Linked DNA regions of Homo sapiens: region 1 is linked to region 2. A link is an interaction called in ENCODE POLR2A ChIA-PET data of the cell type or tissue named here. Cell type or tissue: IMR-90. All regions are shown on one strand.

Evidence for each region. ChIA-PET counts read pairs that join two places held together with the same protein. Peaks named below come from ENCODE experiments on the same cell type or tissue, not always from the same donor. Only the 100,000 strongest peaks of a DNase experiment are listed, where the experiment ranks them.
Region 1: POLR2A ChIA-PET joins it to region 2 with 6 read pairs; 1 of 35 experiments calls an interaction of 5 or more read pairs at or near these places.

What each region holds. Positions count from the first base shown.
Region 1 is chr11:114,198,153-114,203,152 of GRCh38, reverse strand. The region is part of intron 4 of ZBTB16 (zinc finger and BTB domain containing 16); the gene reads right to left. Among named protein-coding and RNA genes, the nearest start is that of NNMT, 96 kb to the left of the region's middle. In IMR-90, no CTCF peak of the experiment used is centred here; a DNase peak (open chromatin) is centred at 4,882; H3K27ac peaks cover 556 bases.
Region 2 is chr11:115,902,509-115,907,508 of GRCh38, reverse strand. No RefSeq gene overlaps it. Among named protein-coding and RNA genes, the nearest start is that of LINC02703, 15 kb to the left of the region's middle. In IMR-90, no CTCF peak of the experiment used is centred here; a DNase peak (open chromatin) is centred at 1,988.

The DNA of each region.
Region 1 (5,000 bases), 1.7 Mb after region 2:
TAACATGCATCAATATTTTACTCTTTTTATGGCCAAATTATAGTCCATGGTATGGATATACCACATTTTGTATATCCATGCATCAGCTGATAGGCAATTGGGTAGTTTCCACCTTTTGGCTATTGTGAACAACACTGCTATGAATGTTCATGAGTAAGTTTTTATGTGGACACATTTTCAATTCTCTTGGGTTGGAAGTTACTTTTTGAAAATAAATTCTTGTTATTAGGTTGTCATTTGTCTCTCTCCCACATTAAAAACAAAAAGAGCACAGGACAGTTAAAAAAAATCTGAGACTTCCAACTACTTGGGTTCCAAATAAGTGATACCTGCCTGTCCTTGCCACACTCCAATCTCACACACACACTTTTACTGCATTCCCCTCTGCCCCCTCACCCCGGGGCTCCGCAGGACTGCATCCTTAACCCACAGCCCTCACCAGCCCAAATTATGCCTCTAAGCAGGAATCTTCACTGCAGCATATGAAATATTTAAGCCGCTTTTCTAAATATATACATTATTTAGCCTACAGTCTATAAAATATTGATATTATTTGTTTCTCCCACGCCCAAATATCTGCATTATTTACGGTACAGTTGGGGAAACATTTTTCCTATTGCCTGTGTCACTGGGGCACACACAGATTGGAGAGAGGCAATAGTGACAGTTCTCTCGCCCAGGTCACACAGAAGGCCCTGGGAATGCAGGAGATAACAGTGTCCAAAGCCAGATGGACAGCACTGTAGTCACCTCTGTGACCTCGTGGTACCATGGGAACAGGGAGCAAACACCCCGTTATTTCTCGAGGGCAGTTTTGTATTCCAAGCTCAGTGCCCCACTACTGTTGATATTTAATTGATCCCCAAGTCTCCCATATGGGGAGTCACTCCCACTTCCAGCTGAGCTCATTCTTATTTGTGGCCTCTGTCACCCCCTCCAGGTGTGACCTCAGTCCTTATGTCGGTGTAAGAAAAAGCTCTCTTCTTACTCACTTCCTCCGTCAGGCCCATAGTGAACAAGACAGCAGCCCTGACCTCTGAGTGCTGGCACAGGCCCATTCCCCTGTGCTGCATTCTCCATCTGGCATTTATCTGTTCTAACAGTGGGAAACTGAGGCACCTGCCAGTGTGGCTGAGATACTGATGTCCATGAGCGCTCCCAAAACTCATTTATTTGTACTTGCAGCCTTTTCTTTTTAGAAGTCCTCCTTCCATACACAGAATGAGACTTGAAGGTGATATTTTTCTTATTTATAAAGTGACTTTAATTTTTAAAATTATGTAAGTGATATGTGCTTGTAAATCATCATTATTATTACTCAAAAATAGATAAAGCAGAAAGTAGAACACCTTTGCCCTATAATCCCACTTCTAAAGATAATCATTGTTAACAGGTATAGAGCATTACAGAGTCTTATAGGGTGGCTTTAGTATTTTATATGAAATGGGACCACACTATATAACCTGATTTCTCTAATCAGCTTTTATCATGCAAAACATCATGGACATCTTTCCATACCATCATTGACAGATTCCTTACTTTTGGATATTTAGGTCATTCTCATTGCTTTGCAATTACAAATAGTGTTGCAATCAGCATCCCTAAGGAAAGCTTAGAAACTTTGGTACATAAAGGCCAAAGTCGGGGATGAAACGCCAAGGGTTTCTGAGCATTTGCCACACTGTCTCAGGGGCCTGCTGATAACAGGCCCTACTGCCACGGCGGTCGGTGGTTGAGACACTGGTCCCCGGATTCCTCAGGGAGCAACCCTGGGCCCGGCTTGGTGGCACGTACCTCCTTAACTTAGACACCTCCAATGAGATGCCAAGGTGTGCAATGAACTTTCTCCTCTCCTGGCTGTCTAACTCAGAAGAGGTTGTCTCTTCCTCCTCCTCCTCCTCCCCCTCCTCCCACCTCCACTCCCTTTGGGTACCTCTACTTACCCTGCCTCTGTTTTGAATCTCTAAAATAATGTGACAAGTTAATGATGGTACAATTATCTAAATGTTTAACAGACATGTTATCTAAGTGAGTCGGATTGAGATTCCATCCCGCTGACAGTAAACATCAATGGTGGAGCAGAAAGCGATAGGCAAATTATAGCAAACCCTGCAATTTCAATGCTATTAACTTTGGAGGAATAACAGCCTTGAGGCCTGTAAACTCTGAATAAAATAGGCCCTTGTGTTTGTCCAACTATTAAATCAAAATGCTACCAACATCCTAGAAAAAACAAGGCAATTTATGGCCTTTCAAGTTTCAGTTACACATTGGTTTTTATTAACTCCTTTCTGTCATCAGGCAGCCATGGCGTCACTAAGGAGAAGGGTGAGAAGTCAGAGAGGAAACACAGGAGTGGACAGTGGGAGAGAGAGGGATAAAGGAGAAGCTTGAGGGGCTGAGCATGGGCACGAGGGGAGACGAGTGGAAACCTGAGATCAAGAACTGAGGTTGATTATTCAGGACTCGGATGTGGGGACAATTCTGAGAGTGAAGGGGCAACTCAGACCAGTGAGGACGGTGAGTCCTGCCAGATCACCCCAAGAAAACACCAACCTGGAATCCCAGTCCTGCCACTGGATGAGTCATATTATTTAAGCCTCTCTGGGCCTGTGATTCCTCATCAGTGATGCAGACAGTGAAGCCCCCCTTAGTGGTGTCCTGATGACTATATTGGACCATACATAAAAAGCCACAGTGCTGGGCACAGACCACGTTCTGAATAATAGTCCTCAAAGATCAGACTCTATCCTTCCCCTCCAATTTCTAGAACAGTTTTTAAGAGGCAAAAGATCTTCATCTTTAATCCCTTCTTCAGACACAGTAGGTATTTAATACACTGTTACTGAATAAGCTACTAAATAAAGTGGAGGAATTCTTGTCTACTGGTGAGGGACAGAAACTGCAGGCCTCTAAAAATAACAGTAGCAAGCAGCTACCACTTATGCATACATCAGTCCTCCTTCCCAGGGCTCAGGGCTTCACATGTATGATTTTTTTTTTCTTTTTTTCTTTTTTTTTTTTTGAGACGGAGTCTCGCTCTGTCCCCCAGGCTGGAGTGCAGTGGCGTGATCTCTTCTCACTGCAAGCTCCGCCTCCCGGGTTCACACCATTCTCCTGCCTCAGCCTCCCAAGTAGCTGGGACTACAGGTGCCCGCCACCAAGCCCGGCTAATTTTTTGTATTTTTAGTAGAGACAGGGTTTCACCATGTTAGCCAGGATGGTCTTGATCTCCTGACCTCATGATCCGCCCACCTCGGCCTCCCAAAGTGCTGGGATTACAGGTGTGAGCCACCGTGCCCGGCCCCACATGTATGGTTTTATGTAGTTCTTACAGCAACCATTATGATTATTAATCGTAGTTTACAAATGTGAAAAACTAAGGTTGAGAAAAATACAGACCATCAATGCAAGATCAGAATCTTAGGCTGTCCTTGGAACCACAGAACCCCCCAAACAGTACTTTTCTTGCCCAATTCCTACACACTACCTTTGAGAGAAGCAAGGAAACGAAGCCATTTGTCCCATATGAAGCAAGTCCATAGCAGAGCCAGGATAAGAACCTAGTTCTCCTTCTCCTAATTCATTATTGCTTCCAAACACCATGCTGCCTCCACATCCCCAATGGTAATCTGCAATCACATTTCCACTAGGGTGGGAGGCCGGGGAAGGGCAAGGTCTGTGTCCTGCCCACTGCCCAGCGGCATCCATGGCTGGCATCCCCATCCCGGGGCCCAGCATCCATGTCCAGCATCCCCGTCCCGGGGCCCAGCGGCATCCATGTCCAGCAGCCCCGTCCCGGGGCCCAGCGGCATCCATGTCCGGCATCCCCATCCCGGGGCCCAGCGGCATCCATGTCCGGCATCCCCGTCCCTGGGCCCAGCGGCATCCATGTCCGGCATCCCCGTCCCTGGGCCCAGCGGCATCCATGTCCGTCATCCCCGTCCCGGGGCCCGGCATCCATGTCCGGCATCCCCGTCCCGGGGCCCAGCATCCGTGTCTGGCATCCCGGTCCCAGGTCCCAGCATACATGTCCAAAATCCCTATCCCAGGACCCAGCATCCATGTCTGGCATCGAGAAACACTCAAGATGTCTGTGGAGGAAATGAGCTTCAGCCCTTTCTAATCCAAACCTGCCTTGCTTAAATTCTCCTTCTCCAATCCCAAAAGAGCCAAACACCACTGATCCCCTCAAATCACTGTCCAGGGCAGTGATGCTTCATATAAAATGTGCTGGGGTGATGAAAGGGCAGAGCACAAAGGACTTTCAGGGCAGTGAAGCGGCTATTCTGTATGATACAAAAATGGTGAATGCGTGTCCTTACATGTCTGTCCAAATCCACAGACTGTACACCACCAGGAGTGAACCCTCATGTGAACTGTGGGCCCTGGGTGACAATGATGTGCCAGCGTAGACTCACCAATTGTAACAAATGTACCACCCATGTGGCGTGGGATGTTGATGGTGGGGGAGGCTGTGCACTTGCGTGTGAGGACGGGGGTACAGTGGGAACTCTATACTCTCCATTCCATTTTGCTATAACCTAAAGCTGCTCTTAAAAAAATGAAATTTATTAATTTAAAAAAGAGTATCGGGGGCCCCTCCAGAAGGTGGCCAGAGGGGCCCTGGGAGCCACTAGGGTGAACAATGGAGAGAAAGAATAGCTGGTCTGGGCCAGCAGGAGACGGCTGGGTTGTTCCTCCCTACTCTACAGCAAGCAGCTCCAGCACAGCCGAGAGCCCCTGTGCTTGGAAAATAAAACTCTATATTAGGCATCAAACATGCCTTTATAGTAACAGCATGAAATTAGGTCAAGAGTAAATCTATGCTGGGGCACTGACTGTACAAACAGCAGCACATGACCCTCCTCCCAAAGTGCCTATGACGTTCCGCGGCCGTTCTTCAGCCTGAGCTTTCTCATGTTAAATTCCTTGGCACAGAATGTGAAATGCTATACAAATCACCTCTGATATTTATAAAAGTCAAATGCTATTATGTT
Region 2 (5,000 bases):
GACATGGCTTAGATGCATCCTTTTATTCCTAGCAGGTAGCACAATATTCTGCATATAGTGAGTACTCATTGCATATTTATTGAACAATGGATACATTTTAAAAATATAAAGAATGAAAAATGTTACTTAAAAAACTGACACCCAGAGAGGTGTCTAAAACTCTAGCCTAAATCCCATGTGCTTATAAACAAAAATTATAATTTTGACCAAAAACCAAGCATATTAATTTACTGCTTTAACCTTTACAACTATGCTATGAAATAGACAAGGCTGGCTTTTCTACCCTTCACGATAGGTAAAAAACGGAGGCTACAAGAGTGAGTTTATTTGTCCAAAGCCACACAGCCAGCTGGAGGCAGAGGCAGGGGGCAGGAGGAGGCAGCAGGTTCCTACTTAGTGGGCCATGTCCTACAAAACGAACATGCTCACTGGATACTTGACGGATGATGAGCAGAGTATTTTATGGGCACCTATTATGTACTCAGCAACTTATAGGAAGCTTTGGGAGCGCTACAATTATAAGACACAGTTCCTGCTTTCACGGACCTTATCACCTGGCTGGAAGGTCCTGGAACCCACAGCAAATGTTTAAATAGCCATGTAAGGCAGAGAATGAGAAGGGCAAAAACAAACATGAGAGACCCTGAGCAGTGTGGAGCTCAGAAAGAGAGTAGACCGGCACTGGTGGCAGTAAATGAGGGATGGTTCTAGTTGCATCTCAAAGGAGTCGGGAGCATTGATTCCAACACTGACCGTGGTTCAGTCTGCAGGACTGCTGAGACTTACCTGATGCCTGGGAAAGAAGGGATCTTTGGCCTTGCAGCTCTTCACTCCCTTCTCATCCCTGTTCCACAGAAAGACAGGCAGAGAAGCCACCTGAGCAGCAGGAGAAGTCATCCTCTCCCGAGTGACCCCCGTTTTAGGCACGAAGGCTGCCTCCTGGGGCAGCAGTGGAGGGCCCCTCTATTAATGGGGCCCCATGCACTCAGGGTGTTACTCCCTGATGAGCATGAGGAGCAGAGACTGAAGGGGCAGACTCCTTCATCCCCAGAAAGTTGCCCAGACCCTTTAATTAGCGTCCCCAGCTTGTTACATCTGCCACTGTTTTCCCCCAAGGGATACAGCCAGGCCTCACTTGCGCTGAATGTTATCTTTCAAGAGCTCAGAGCAGAGTGCTTTTTCAGTAACCCCATCAAAGGATAAGCTAGGATTCAGATAAGCTTTTCAAGGAGGAAGTCGGGGTTATAATTTTCAGAGACTTCTGAATGTCACCTCCAATTTTCAACTCTTCAGTTCAAATGCCAGTTTGGGGGAGCTGGGCAGCCTCAGATATTGAAATGGCAACCTCTGACCTCGGTCCTTCCACATTCCTGGTCATCTTAGAGCCCGGCAGATCCAAGAGTTGAAAGTGCTGGAGATGTCTGACTTTATAATAATTCTGCTTCTCAGAAGTGCAAATTACGCAGGAATTGGTGCTAAACTCTCCATTAACTACGGAGTCCAAGGAACCTTTAGTTTCCCAAATTACCTGTCAGTTTCTCCTTGACGCCATATAATTCTGTCGTTTAGAGGGAAAAATGGTTGTAATTTGAAATTTCAGTGAAATTTCTAATTGAATCTGCATTTAACTTTGAAGACTTAATGTTCCTCCATTTCAGCAATGGGTTGAGTCGCATTTGAAATTTCAGTTTCATCTTCCCCTAAAATCCACAGCTCCTTTCTCCTATCTCAGGCAGGAACACACATTATGGCAGCACTGGCTGCTCATGTTTCATCATACAATCTTCATCCTGAAACAAGACCTTCAGAGGTCATCTAATCTATCCCCCACCTCAGTACTGGGAGGGAAGATGTAAGAGCTAAGCTCAAATAAGGTTTAAAAAATAATTGCTTCCCCTTTAAAAAAATCTCATAAATGATGATATACCACAATGATTCTTAGTAATGAATTCTGGTAACTCCTAGTCATCATACTGATCAAGTCATAGAAATATTTAGGTTTTGTGGTTTTTAAACATTCTCCCTGAGGAAACTTTGGAGCAGACATGATGACTGGGGGAGTGGGGGGCAGTTCTTGATTTATTTTCTACCCTCATGTAAACCAGAAAAGCTCACTTAATATAATTAATTAATTAGAAGTGGAGCTTTTCTGGTTGAAATGGTTTGATTTCTGCTTATATATTCACTTAAAGGAAGAATTCCTTAGCATTGGGAGAAAAAATGGATTGAAATCTGTTGAACGAATATCACATTACATCTGAAGCAACTGAGACCAGATAACACCATGTTGAACTCAATGCCACTGGCTCATTTATTCCACACATATTTATTGCAAGCTTTTTATGTGTCAGGCTTGTTCTAAGCACTAGAGTATAGTAGTGAACAAAACAAAGCCCTTGCCCTTATGGAGTTTATATTCTAGTGGAAAGAGAGAGACAATAAGCCAGAAATCAGTGAATATTGTGCCCAGGTAGTGCTAAAGGCTATGGAGAAAAATAAAATGGAATAAAAAGACAGAAAAAAACACTCGAGGTGGGAGAGGTGTGCTATTTTATATAGGATGGTTAGAGAAGGCCTTATGAAAAGGTAACAAAACCTTGCTATGCATATAACCAGGAAAGGAGCATTTTAGCAGGAAAAAATGTAAAATAGAAAGGGCACAGCCAAAGCTGTGGCCGAAGTGCAGTGAACAAGCGGGAGGACTGAGAGAGGAGGTCAGAGGGGTCAGAGGGATCAGAAGGGCCTGATCATCTAGGACGCTTTAGGCTGGCATAGGTCGTTCTGAGTGAGCCGTCGGAGAGCTTTAAGCGGAAGAGTGGCATGATCTGACTTAGTTTTTCTAAAGGATGGCTTTGGCTGCTAAGGGGGCTATGGTTGGACAACAATGGAAATCAGGAGACAGGTTCACCTCTTCGGAGGCTGTGGCTATAATCCAGGCAAGAGAAGATGTCAGGGTGAAGAAGGGTGGTGGCAGTTGGGGTGATGAAAACATGATGAAGTCCTGGATATTTTCTGAAGGTTGAGCTGAAAAAATTTGCTAATAATTTGCATTTGGAGTGGGAAAAAAAAAAGTAGAGTGAAAATGACACCAAGGTTTTATGGACTGAGCAAATGGAAGAATGAAAGTGTCATTTTCTGAGATGAGGCAGCTTAGGGAGAAGCTGATTGGGAGGGAAAATAAAAGTTTTGCTTTGGTTATGTGCAAGTTCCAATGATACCTGTTAGACATCTATTAGTCCTCAAACAAGAACAAACAATTTCTCCAGCACCAAGAAAGGATTTTTCTGCTATCCCCTTTCACCTTTCAGGAGCAATACAAAAAGTAAAATAGAGCCAATTCAAAGTTTTAACATGTCACCTTCTCTGCAGTTGGTAGCTCAACCATTGGTTCACTGGCCTACTAATTTCCTTTCATTGAATAATATATGCAAAGGGATACAAGCTCATTTTAACAATAGCCTATGCAAAACAGTAGTCTGCTGAAACTTGACCATCACAAATGTCTGCCTAAATCATGGAGAAAGCTTGCTATCAAAGTTGCAGATGGCACCCAGCTGGGAGGGATAGTTAATAACGCTGTATGACAAAATCTAGATTCAGAAGGCAGGCTAGAAGGAGGGGATAGAATACACAAGATGAATTTTATCAGAGATACATTTTGGGTCCCACCCTTAGTTCCAAAATGAACTGTGCAAATATAGAATGGGAGAAGTCTTAGTTTTCTAGAAATTCGTGTAAAACAAAGCCATAGGGGATTAGTTGACTGTAAGCTCATTATGGAATAGCATGGTACATGACTTTCAACAAGACTAATGTAACATAATAGAAATGTAGTGTCCTGAATAAGAGAGTTAATCATCTCAACCTATTGTGCACTGAACTGTCCACACATATCAGGATAATTATGCTCATTTCCAGTGCTGTATTTGAAATCGCAGTGAGCATCAACGGGAAGGTGCTTGAAACTCTCATGGCTTTCAGGATGTATCTTTAGCTATTGCTTTGGGGAGATAAGCAACGAGAGAACTGACTGAATATCTCTCATGCGGGGTCATCATCTCCTGGTGGTTATTCCTCACTTTTGATTATTCCAAATTGAGGTTGTGGGCTAATGCTTATCATAAGACCAAAGAATGACTCATTTTGATCCATTCTGAATACCATCTAGCCCACTTTTCTTATGCAAAAGACACTAATCCCATTGGCATTTAAATAGTTCTTTTGTAAAATGTTCAGGTGATCAGCCCCAAAACCATAAAATAGAAAGGGAAGGAGTAGAGAGAAAAAGGGAAATAGAGCATAGGTTCATCTAAGCTTACCTGTTTGCCAGCACCACACAGAAGGATGTAGCACCACACAGAAGGATGTGGCCCCACACATCCCATGTGGGTGCTCTCAGTTTCCTGCTTTCACCTCTTCACTCATCTGCTTTCTCACAGTCCTTGTCATTTAACTCCTCCCTGACCTGTTGTTTCTGTCCCCACATGCCTATCCTAGAAAAAAGAGTCAGTCCCCACTTTATTCTTGGCTCTTAAATCTGCTGCCTCAGAAATTCTTCTCTGCTCAGTTCCTGCTGTCTCCACAATGTGGGGAGAAAGATAAATTCTATGCAGCAAATTTGGTGGAAGAAGGCTGGGAAGAGGTCTTGAAAATGAAATAGAAAGTACCACAGTGGCAATTTCCTTCCAAAGACTACCTGTGTCGCTCGCAAATGCCTGTTACTCTTACTATTATAAAATTGGCCCTTTTCATGACAGGGATAGCTAGCTTCTATATTGGAGACTTGATGATGGCAACTAGCCGCCCAATTAGGGACTATAATTTCTTGGTCTCTCTTGAAGCCAGGAAGGGCCATAGGACTAGAATTCTTGTCAATGGAGTGTGAGCAGGAGTGGTGTACATCACCTTCAAATAATGGAGCTTAAGAAATAGGTGTATCTTCCACAGTCTCTTCCCATCTACTAGCTAAACGCAGAAGATTTTGCAGCCATAGGTGAGAA